Linked DNA regions of Homo sapiens: all the other regions are linked to region 1. Evidence: chromatin contacts called from ENCODE Hi-C data. All regions are on one chromosome and are shown on one strand. Each heading gives the region's core, a stretch centred on a gene start or an enhancer-like site at or near the end of the contact. The rest is flanking DNA. Distances are from core to core; before and after follow the strand shown.

Evidence for each region. A loop is a pair of places that touch in the nucleus more often than their neighbours do. Pooled maps may share reads with other maps.
Region 2: a loop to region 1 is called in a map of CD4-positive, alpha-beta T cell, with 14 times the contacts of the local background. The contact joins the promoter of RBM33 here to the promoter of NUB1 in region 1. A Hi-C loop is called at or near these places in 1 of 168 maps with a recorded cell type or tissue (CD4-positive, alpha-beta T cell), 1 of 37 single-sample maps with no recorded cell type and 6 of 50 pooled maps.
Region 3: a loop to region 1 is called in a map of B cell, with 14 times the contacts of the local background. The contact joins the enhancer-like site here to the promoter of NUB1 in region 1. A Hi-C loop is called at or near these places in 1 of 168 maps with a recorded cell type or tissue (B cell), 1 of 37 single-sample maps with no recorded cell type and 2 of 50 pooled maps.

Annotation. Positions count from the first base shown.
Region 1 is chr7:151,340,101-151,343,567 of GRCh38, forward strand. It overlaps NUB1 (negative regulator of ubiquitin like proteins 1), which reads left to right and starts at 1,712. Exons shown (of 15, transcript NM_001243351.2): 1 at 1,712-1,746. RefSeq lists enhancers at 1-43, 174-263, 1,333-1,834 and silencers at 1,432-1,631, 1,802-1,981.
Region 2 is chr7:155,642,517-155,646,174 of GRCh38, forward strand. RBM33 (RNA binding motif protein 33) reads left to right here and starts at 2,145. Exons shown (of 18, transcript NM_053043.3): 1 at 2,145-2,403. The coding sequence starts at 2,361. RBM33-DT (RBM33 divergent transcript) reads right to left here and starts at 1,890. Exons shown (of 3, transcript NR_126344.1): 1 at 1,698-1,890; 2 at 952-1,088; 3 at 1-454. RefSeq lists an enhancer at 1,084-2,038 and a silencer at 1,963-2,472.
Region 3 is chr7:155,720,951-155,724,403 of GRCh38, forward strand. All of the region lies in intron 9 of RBM33 (RNA binding motif protein 33), which reads left to right. Among named protein-coding and RNA genes, the nearest start is that of RBM33, 78 kb to the left of the region's middle. Within about 2 kb of position 1,266, at least 3 of the 41 ENCODE cell types and tissues checked have a DNase peak (open chromatin) inside an H3K27ac peak, as active enhancers do; they include B cell, where a contact is called at or near this core.

The DNA of each region.
Region 1 (3,467 bases), core at 462-2,961:
TCTACTGCAAGCTGCTCCATCACACCTGAGCGTGGACATTCAATTTCCTGATGGTCTACTACGTAAATGTAAAAGTGAAACTATCTTTGTTACTCATCTCAGAGAAAGCCCTCAGAAAAAAATGTCAGAACAGTTTCTGTTGTCCTTCTACCTTGCTGCAATTGCTACTGAGCAATCAACGGGCTTTTTCCTGATGTGCTAGAAGCCAACACCATGGCACGGGCTTTTGAGAAAAGAAAGGCTTTATTGTGAGTTGACTGTCAAGGAGACATGAGGAAACCCTCAGCTCTGTCTCCTTGAGCTTGGGGCTGGGTTGGGTTTTATAAGCATAGGGTAATGACGCATGATCGGATTAGATTTTGCGATGAGGTGATGCTGGGATGCTCATCTGACTGGACCCTGCCATGGGGTGACACCAGGGCTTGATCTGATTGCATTCTGGATCTCACCATGCAGTGCCCATTTCTTAATTCAGTCCCTGCTTTGATCTGAGCACTCAGGTTCCGCCCCTGGTTGCATGCTTGGTTCACCTGGGCATCCTCAGGTTACGTGCGAAACCTTCCATCTGGGAGTCCATGCAACTGAAAAACAACTCACAACTTGGGTATATAAAAGGCGAATCAGATTGGTCTGGTGCGGTTATACAGTTATTAATATCCCTTTGTCAGAAGTCAAAATTACCACAAATTTAGATTAAAGATCTATTGGTTTTTATTGATTCATGAATCAGGATGGCATCTTCTCTGAAAATTTAGAAACGGTGCTCCAACGAGCTGGGCAGAGGAGGTGGGCTTTATAGGTAGAAAAGGGCTAAAGAAAGCAGCAACAGGGAACGAAAAACGGATTGGTCACTGCAAGGTTACAGGAGTCCCCTCTCGTCCACACACAGGTGGTGTGTCCCAAGACCCACAGTGGATGCCTGAAACCTCGGATAGTACTGCACCCCATTTTACATACACACACATATATATATACTATATATATACACACACTTCATTTTTCCTATACATACGTACATACCTACGATAAAGTTTAATTTATTAGGCACAGTAAGAGATTAACAGCAATAACTGATAATAAAATAGAAGCGTCACTGTTGAGCACAGCCTTGGGAATAGGACCTTGGAAGTAGGCAGAGCTCCCTAGGCCTTGTGGTCCCTAGTGGCCGTGGACAGCATGGGGGAGGAAATTCCCGGGAAGCAGCCTAATTTCACCCCAGGGAAGCCCCTGGTGGGCTTGTGGAGGGCGGGGTGAAAAGCCGCTGGTTTAGGGAAGGGGTCCAGCCTAGGCTGAGGAATGAGATGCGGGTTGGGACGGTCCCGACCCTTCCCCCAGCCTCTTTCAAGGATTCTGGAGAAACAAAGCCAGGATCCATTTCCTCTTGATGGCTGGCAAACTGAGCCCGGGCGGGAAGTCCTGGAAGACTGAGCCTGGGGTGGCGTTGGACACCAACTCCCAGGTCCTCGCCCCACACGGCCACATCCTCGCCCAGCCCCGCCTCCGCTTAGCTCCGCCCCGTCGCGGCTCCGCCCCGCGGTAACCACGCCCACACAACCGTATCCCCGCCCACAGCTGGCTTCGCCTTGGCCCCGCCCACAACCCTCTTTCCAAGCGGCGGCGGCGGCGGCGGCGCGAAGGCGACAGCGGCGGCGGGGGCGGGGCTGGCCTCACCCGGAATGAAAACAAACGGCGGCCGCTGCCGCATCCGGGCACTCTGCTGGTCGCGGCGGGAGTGGCGTGGCGCAGGTGAGGACACGGCGGCCGAGTGTCCTCGACCCCAGCCTCAGCAGCACTGCTTGGCGCCCCGGTTCCCGGTCCGACTGGGCACCTCTCCTGGCCAGGGGTGGAGCGGCCGCGGGGCGGGGGTGAGCAGCCATGCGTGGAGCTGGGCCGGGGCCGGGGCCGGGGCCGGGAGCGGTGGGCCGGGCTTCGGGACGCGCTGGCCGTTCGGGGCCCTTTGGTTTGCCCTGAGTTAGGCAGAGGTGTGGGGTATTTAAAAGAAAATATTGAGTGTATCGGTTTGGGGAGAGAAAGGAATAAATATGTCTATAAAAAATTAGCCAAATGCTATACTTGAATCGTAACACTCCGAGTATACCATTTGGGATTTATTTGCAATCAAAGCCAGATTTTCTTTGCTATTTAATGACAAGACACTTGATTTTCTCGAACCTTGACGACCTGATTCTATCATTCTCACCTCCTTCCCTTTTATTTTTAATCAAGAATCTTTCATTTTCCTAAGAAAAAATGAATGTGTCTTGACTAGATATAGTTGTGTTTCAACTATATATAATGTATACTTGAAAAGGTGTGGCTAAATGTAGCAATGATCGATTCATTACAAAAGTGAAAGTGAAATTTTTAAAGGATCGTTATAACGTTTCACTTTCTGCTTGGACCACGGAGTGATATTAATGAGTTTCGTCTTTTCTTAGTTACAATGTGAAACATTGTATGGCATGCATGAAACTTTTTCAGTTCTCATTTCAGTTAAAATTAAAAACTGACTTATTAAACTTGACTTAAAATATGTCGCCACTTACTCTGTTGTCTATAACTGAAGTTCCTTAAGTTTCAAGACAGTGGTTTAATTTTTTTTTAACATTAAATCTTATTCGGTGTAACCCTGGAGCTCTTGTTTGCTCCCTGGAGTGTCTGACACGCACTGGGTTTGTAACACTCCTTCGTCCTTCTGTCAAGTGGTGGCTTGGATGGCATCTTTTTAAAAATTTTTTATTTGTTTATTTTTTTAGTAGAGACGGGGTTTCACCATGTTGACCAGGCTGGTCTTGAACTCCTGACCTCAGGTGATCCACTGGCCTCGGCCTCCCAAGTGCTGGGATTACAGGTGTGAGCCACCGCGCCCGGCCTTGGATGGCATCTCTGAGTACCGCATCAGCCTTTCAAATTGCTTGGCTCCAGTAACCAGCCTGTGAAATTACTGTCCCCCAGTGGGGAGACAGTAGGGTTGCTGTGATATTTTATTCAGAATTTCTGAAGATTCATGAGTAGTATGTAAAGTAGTTTTTAAAGTTATTTGTGTTTGAAAAGCTAACGCTCTAAGTACTAATATGCTTTGCTGTGATAAGCCGTTTGTCAGTGCTTGAAAAATGGAGGATTCTCCCATGGGCCACCCAGGTTGCACACAGCAGCCTCATTGGCTGTGTTATTCCTTCCTCTCTTTTCTCCTCCCTGTCCTGATTAGCCTAATTCTTGTCCCCGCACTGACATAAAATAGATTTGAACTTTCTTTTAAAAAATATTTGTTTATGAAATACACAAGCTACCAAAGTTTTCAAAGATTTCAAAGTTGTGTGAATTGGGTTTGGGGGGATGTGGAATACTGGCCCTCAATAGAAGAAAGAAATTTATCTTGGTAATATTAACTCATATTTTTTCCACTCTCTAGAACTTGTCTTCATCATTCAGGGGCTAATAACATTTTTCTTTACTTATTGCTTGTC
Region 2 (3,658 bases), core at 895-3,394, 4.3 Mb after region 1:
CAGCTAATTTTTGTATTTTTAGTAGGGATGGGGTTTTGCCATGTGGGCCAGGCTGGTCTTGAACTCCTGACCTCAGGTGATCCACCTGTCTTGGCCTCCCAAAGTGTTGGGATTACAGGCGTGAGCCACCGCGCCTGGCCTACAACCAATGTTGTTTTATACCACAATGAACACTCTGCCTTCATAAGGTTTCTATGACAAGTTAAAGTTAACACAAAGTGAAGTTTGTTCATAGATAAGGACAAGGGGTTGGTTAAATCTTTACTCACAGTAATTTACCAAGAACTTCAAATACTGGGTGTCCACGCTAAAAAATTTTTCCAGTGGGTGTTTGATCAAAAAATTTTATAGACTCTTGTTCTAGAGAAATTCAGTTTCAAGTGGCTTATGAGATTGTTTCATCTGTTAATTTGGTTTTTTGTGGAATTCTTCTGAAGATCACCACTGAATTATCCTGAAAAATATTTTCTGAGTTAGGCATGCCATCCTCCACAGTTCAAAAAATAATGAAAGGTGATAAAGAGTTCAAGCCATTTAAATATGGATGTATTAACGTGCTTTTTAATAGAGACCATTTTTCAATGAGTTGCTTGCAAAACATTTTTTTTGGGGAGTGAGTTCTCACAGTTGAATAATTTTTTTGTTTTTTTTTGAGACAGAATCTCGCTCTGTCACCCAGGCTGGATTGCCGTGGCGCAATCTCGGCTCACTGCAACCTCCGCCTCCTCGATTCAAGCAATTCTCCTGCCTCAGCCTCCTGAGTAGCTGGGATTACAGGCGCGTGCCACCACGCCCAACTAATTTTTGTATTTTTAGTAGAGACGGGGTTTCACCATGTTGGTCAGGCTGGTCTCAAACTCCTGACCTCGTGATCCACCCACCTCAGCCTCCCAAAGTGGTGGGATTACAGGCGTGAGCCACCGCGCCCGGCCAGCATTTTATTATACGTACCGTTTTATCATCTCTTCACCCATCCACCAATGCATCTCCTGTATGGACGTCTTGATTGTTAACTCACGGCACTGGACCTCCAGTTTCATGCCTCTCCACATTGCAGGGTCCTCTACGTTGTTGTATCAGTCACCTTTCTAAAATACAAATCTTACCATGTAAATTGTTTCTAAAATCTTTCAATAGACCCCATAGACTCAGAAAAACGTCCCAAAGTCCGGAATCCTGGCCCCTGCCTACCTTTCCAGTTTCATTGCTGGGTCAGAACGCCTCACCTAAGCCCCACATTGACCGATATGGAATCAATGTTTACAGCCGGTGTGTACTTAATCAACCCCCTTCCCCGACTGCGACCACTCAGATGCGCCTTCCCGGGCCCCACACCCCAAAACCCCTGAGCCCTTTCGTCCACAGCTGTCTGACCACCCAGCACCCTTTCCTTTATGTCAAGTATGAGGATTTCGTTTCTTAACCTTTCTCACTGCTCAAAATGCAAACTCAGACATGAGTGCCGGGCGCTATCCGTCCTGCTCACGTCTTGTTCTCAGGGCCGCAAGGCGCAGGGGCAGTAAGGGCCGAGAGCCCATCAGGGTCCGGCGCTGCCCGCTGCCCAGCCGGGCGCGGAGAAGGGGACGGGGGTCCGGGGTCGCGGGTCCGGAGGGTCTCGGGTTGTAGGAAGTGAGGGCTCGCGGGCGCCGCACGAGTGCGCGTGCACGTTAGCCCGGCGCGCGCGGCACTCATCTCACCTCGCGGAAGCACCTGCCGGAGCTGTGTGCACCCTTTCCTGCCCTCAACACAAGCCGTCGGCGTTCACTACTGTAGCTCATTCAGACCCCACTCTCCAACCTACTGTCCAGGCACAGAAACGACAGTTAAGGTTCCCCCGGACCGTACGCTGGACCTTGCCTCCCCGGCTCCTAACGGGAGACGGGCTGCCGTAAAGCTTCGCTTTGCCGACTGCTGCAAAGCGCCTTACGACTGAACCCGGAATCGACCTATGGCCAGCAGTCGTCCCCGCCCTGCTTCAAACATTTGGGTTTCAGGAGCCGGGCGGAGGTGACTGCCGCGTGTTTGCGTTGCACGCCCACCGCCCGAAACACGGCGGCGGCCTCAGGGCTGCTGCGGCCTCGGCGGGGGCAGGCCCCGGCGCCCGCCCGCCTCCCGGCCTCCATCATCCCAGGGTGCACCGCGGCGGGCGCGGGCGCGCGGCCATGTTGCGGTAGTTTGTTGTTTTCTTCCTGCGGAGGCGAAGGGCCAGCTGTGGACCGCGAAGCGCCCGGCTTCGCCTCTGCCTCCTGCAGCCCCCTCCCTTCTCTGTCCTCCGTCACCCGTACCCGGGCCCGGACCAGGCACGTCGGCCCACCAGCTGGCTTGGTGGGGGAGGCTGAAGGCCGGGCCCCGCGAGTGCCATGGCGGCCGCCCTGGGAGCGAGCGGAGGAGCAGGCGCCGGAGGTACGTGAGGCAGCCGGACTCTGGGGGCCAGGACCGCGCCGCGGTGGGCGGGGGTGTAGGCCGGGGGGCCTCCCCGCTTAGGAGAGGACGAGGCTCTCCCCGGCTCCGACTCTCTTTGTGTTCGGCCTATTCCGTTTTCTCCCTCGCCTTCCCTCGCTATTGTCATTCTCCCTTTCTCGCTCCTCCTCTCCGCTGTGCAGATCGTACTTACCTGTGAACTTCTGTGTGTCCTCTACTTTGCAAGGCTGCCTAAGTGTCAGGCCCATCTCTGGCGTTGGCGGGCATTAAGTGCCGAAGCCGGCCTGGTGTCCTATGGGTAGGAGAGCGCCCCCCCCACCCCCCGAGACAGTGTCACTTAGGGAGAGCGGGGCAGGTCGCTGTAGGGTGGGTGTTTAAGATTGTGGGGCCATCCTGACAGATTTAGATTGATTTGAAGCCCATTACAAAAACATAACGAAAAGATTCACCTGTGTGAAGGAATGTGCGACAGTAGGCCAGTTTGGAAAGTGAGATTTCTTGAGAAAGTCTCAATAAATCCCTGTTTTAAATTAACTTATTTGTTGTCTAATAACCTGTTAGTGTTTTATGTGCGTCTTCCAAAAGTGAAAACGTGACACAAAAGGTTTAGATACTGAGTCAGTTCCTTTGGATAGTTTTTCTTGTTTGCAAGCATAAACAGTATTGATGAAACACCTATCTCTAAAAAATTGTAGGTAAATTACTTTCAGGTAAAATTACATATCACTGGGGGTTTTAAAAACGTGGAGAGATACTTGAAAGTGACTTTTTAAGTGATTATTTTGAAAACTTTGAAAAGATGGTAAAATATGGATAACAAAAGCATTTGGGATTAGTTCTTACCATTGAAACGTTGAAAAGCCAGTCTAGTGTATACTCGAGAAGTATTTTTTAGTAAATGCTAGCAGATGGTTACGTTGTTATCATCCTGTTTAGGAATTTTGGCCCAACTGTCAAAACGTTTGCCTGACAAAATGGAAAAACAAAAAAGACTAAGTGTAGGAATGTCGCTTCTGGCAATTTGGTTTGCTATATGCCACTTTTCTTTCAGTTTAAATACATGATGTTTGCGTGTTACATCTGAGACTAATTAAAATTTTAAAATGTATAGTTCACCTATCTTTCTGGGGGTCAGAATTACTTGTTTTATAGCATTCCCAGTGTAACCTGGGAACTCTTGGGTGAACACTCTTTTCATTAGAAAGACTAAGGTGTTATTTGTATTTTTTCTCTTTTC
Region 3 (3,453 bases), core at 16-2,515, 4.4 Mb after region 1:
TTTGAGTCAGTGTGCTTCTTAGTACGCAAAAATAGATTTGAATTCAGAAATCTGTGTGCCAGTTGTTATGAAATTTGCAATTGAGCAAATCAAGGTTCATTGTAATCTCTCCTTTCCCCAGCTTAAGTACCTTTAAAGGAATTCTCATTGCTCCTAGGATAGGTAACATTCTATCCAAAGCTGTGCTCGTAGTAGTGCATATGTAGCTTCCTCACATCAGTCATAGTTGTGTGTTTACTCCTATTTGTGTGATATCTGGTGAATGTCTGTGGCTAAACACCCGTGCCAGAGTCCCGGTCATCCTGTGCTCGGTGGTGCACTTAGCCACAGGCCCTGTGCAGAGAGGCGGGAGGGAGCACATAGTTGTCAAATAGACATACCCAGAAACTTAATATAGAGTGACCTTACTGCTTATTAGGAGCCCTACATAGAATAAGTAATGTAAAGGGGGGGTGTGCTTTTTAATTTTTATATTTTTTACTTGTTGTATTCAAGAACGTATGTGAATTTGTATAGTAGAATTATATCACATGCATTTAACTATACAAGAATGCAGCTTCATACCCAATTGACTAAAAGAGTTAAAAAAAAGGCAGACAATACGCAAAAGTACCACTAGATTTCCAAATTTTAAAGGCTGTATGATACATTTGCTATTTATGCTTAGTTTAGAACTAGTATGTCCAGAAATTTTGCTGAGTTATAATACCTCTAGTTTTTTTAATTAAAAATTACAGAAATTGAGGCACCCAAATGTGAAATACCATTTTTCATAGTGTGTAAAATTATTTAAAATTATTCTTTAAAATTATTCTTAAAAATCCAAATCTGAGGCCAAAATTTGGTATTCTGGGCTTTGCTTGTAGTTAGACTAATATTTTTATTTCTTGTTAATTAGCATTATTTGGAGAATTTAAGAAATGATTTTTAAAACAAATAACTGAATGTCAAAATAAGTGTCTTAAGAAAAGGATCCTTGTTTTTGATCATTTTGGAGAAAATTGCTTTTGCTCTTGGTTATGTTAGTCTTTGCACTAGGATGCATGTCCTTCCCTAGTCCCTCATTTAAGGAATTCTGTAAAGTGCTTTGTAATTTAGGCTTCCATTTAAAAATTAGATTTATGTACTTAATTTTAGTTACAGATATGCACGTTAGTTCTGAACTCTGAAACTTTTTTTCTTCTGATTGTAAAACATATTTCCGTTACATAAGTTATGAATACTTACATGGGCTGATGAGCACAGGAAGTAACATACCCTCAGAGCTTAACATGTCCTGTGTGACTGATGACCCTGTTACATTTGGGCACTTTGCTCTGTCCAGTCTTCTGGTCTGGCCTCTTAACCATCTACTAGTCCATTTAATGAACACATTTTTGTTCATGTCAGGAATGCTGAATGCTATTTCACGAAACACTGTGTTGTGTTTTGTTTTGTCTTTTAAATAAGGAAGTAGTGGTGTGGAAGGCTAGTTACCTTTCTGAAAGTAAGTTTCTACACTTTAAATTCTGTTTTCCATTTCAGATGTTCTCTGTTTTACAATTAAATTAATCTAATTGGTTTCTCTTTCTGCAAAGGCTATACCTGGTGTTTTTGTCACTAATATAAAGCTGTAAGTCCTTATCTTATCCATAAAGTATATTTTCTAGTCATGTATTTGTCCTCAGAGAGTTTTTTGTTTTTAAAGTTTGCCCACTTAAAAAAAGTAACATAAAATGTCAACTGTTGGAATATTTTAACATGTTGTTTTGAGACTTTTGTGAATCTAGTTTTTCTGTGCAATTGCTGTTTTTAAGCTTGTGAAAAAGTGCTGAGCTAAATTTTAAGCTTATGAAAAAATCATTTTAAAGATTCCTGACCTAGAGTATTTTAAAATAAGTTTAAAAATTTTAAAAACTATTCAGTCCTTTGATTTTACATTGGTGTTTCGGGCAAATAGTGATATTTCAGTTAGCCGTTAAATACCAGGTAGTTGGGCTGCTGAATAATTTCTTAGTGCCTTTTGTTTAAATTTAAAATAAACTATACTTTTAAGTTTGAATGCATCTTCTTAACAATCGTGTTCTTACTTACTTAGACCTGGCAAACGAGGTTCGTATTTGTGTTTACTCTGTAGTTACAGAACATCACACATCTTATAGTTTGGGCCACATTTGGGCACATGGTATCAGGTGGCAGTGAATGATGTTTCCTGGATGTGTCTTATAGGCCATTTCATGCAAATCATGTTTGATGAGACTGCTGCATCAAATCACATTTCTTTCTATTACAGCCCTTGCAGATGAGAATCCAGACTTTATTCCATCCAGGAAAGAACGTCTTGCTTTTGAACACCTACTGTTTTTACAACATGCTTGCAATGCCTTATAATTACCAGCACTTAAGCTATGGAAGGAATGATGGGCATTTTCTCTGATCAGATCTATAAGTAGTAGCAGGCGAATATAGTAGGAGACCCTTCCAGCTGTCAAACATTGTCAGGCTTGCAAGGAGAGAATGCAGTTTAAAATGCACGTGACATAATACCCAACATCCTCCACTTGCTAGTGGGTTTCTGATTAATCGTGATTACCATACATTATCATACCATCAAATTTAATCATATCAATGAATTCCCATCTGCGGCAGTAACGAGCAGCTAAACACTATGGTAACAGCTATTAAAGAAGGTGGTTTATCAAATTCAGTAACCCTTTAACTTGCTGCTTGGTCAGCATGCGTTGCATGTGTTGGATAGAGATAGGGCTGGGTTCAAGTCCATGCTAATTAGTCAAAGGCCAGGGGTACTCCTTGAAATCACATAAAATTGGTTTCTTGTTTCTTCTGTTGGAGCTGTTGAGCTACTTTGTAAAAACTGCTTTATAAAGTATGTGATAAACTATAGTTGTCCCTTGTACAACATGTGTATATGCGGGGGCCTGGAAGCAATCTCCTATGCATACCAAGGGAGGGCTGTTTTTCGTTTATTGGCTAAGTAAATCTGTTACATTGACTGGGACACCTTTTAAATTCTCTTCGGATATAGAGTGCTATATATAGAGACTTAAACCTCAGTGTAGTTTGCCCATCTGCAACTGAATAATTTAGCCTGTGAAATGTTGGACACAGTTTAAAGTCTTGGAACTCCTCTGTGCAGGGAAATCTTAGTTACCTGTTTTTAGTGATGTGTCCTACAAAACACACTGCTTTTTTTTTTCTTTTAATATTTAATTTCCCAGGAGTTGTTGAAGACCTGTGGTTCTGTTTAGGTGCATTTTTAAGGCACACTTGGAGAGAAGTCCTGTTTTATTATAAAGTATCAAAAGCAATTCTTCTGGCCAGCGCTCCCAGCACTTTGGGAGGCTGAGGTGGGTGGCTCACTTGAAGTCAGGAGTTCGAGACCAGCCTGGGCAACATGGTGAAACCTCATCTCTACTAAACATACAAAATTAGTTGGGCATGGTGGCGGGTGCC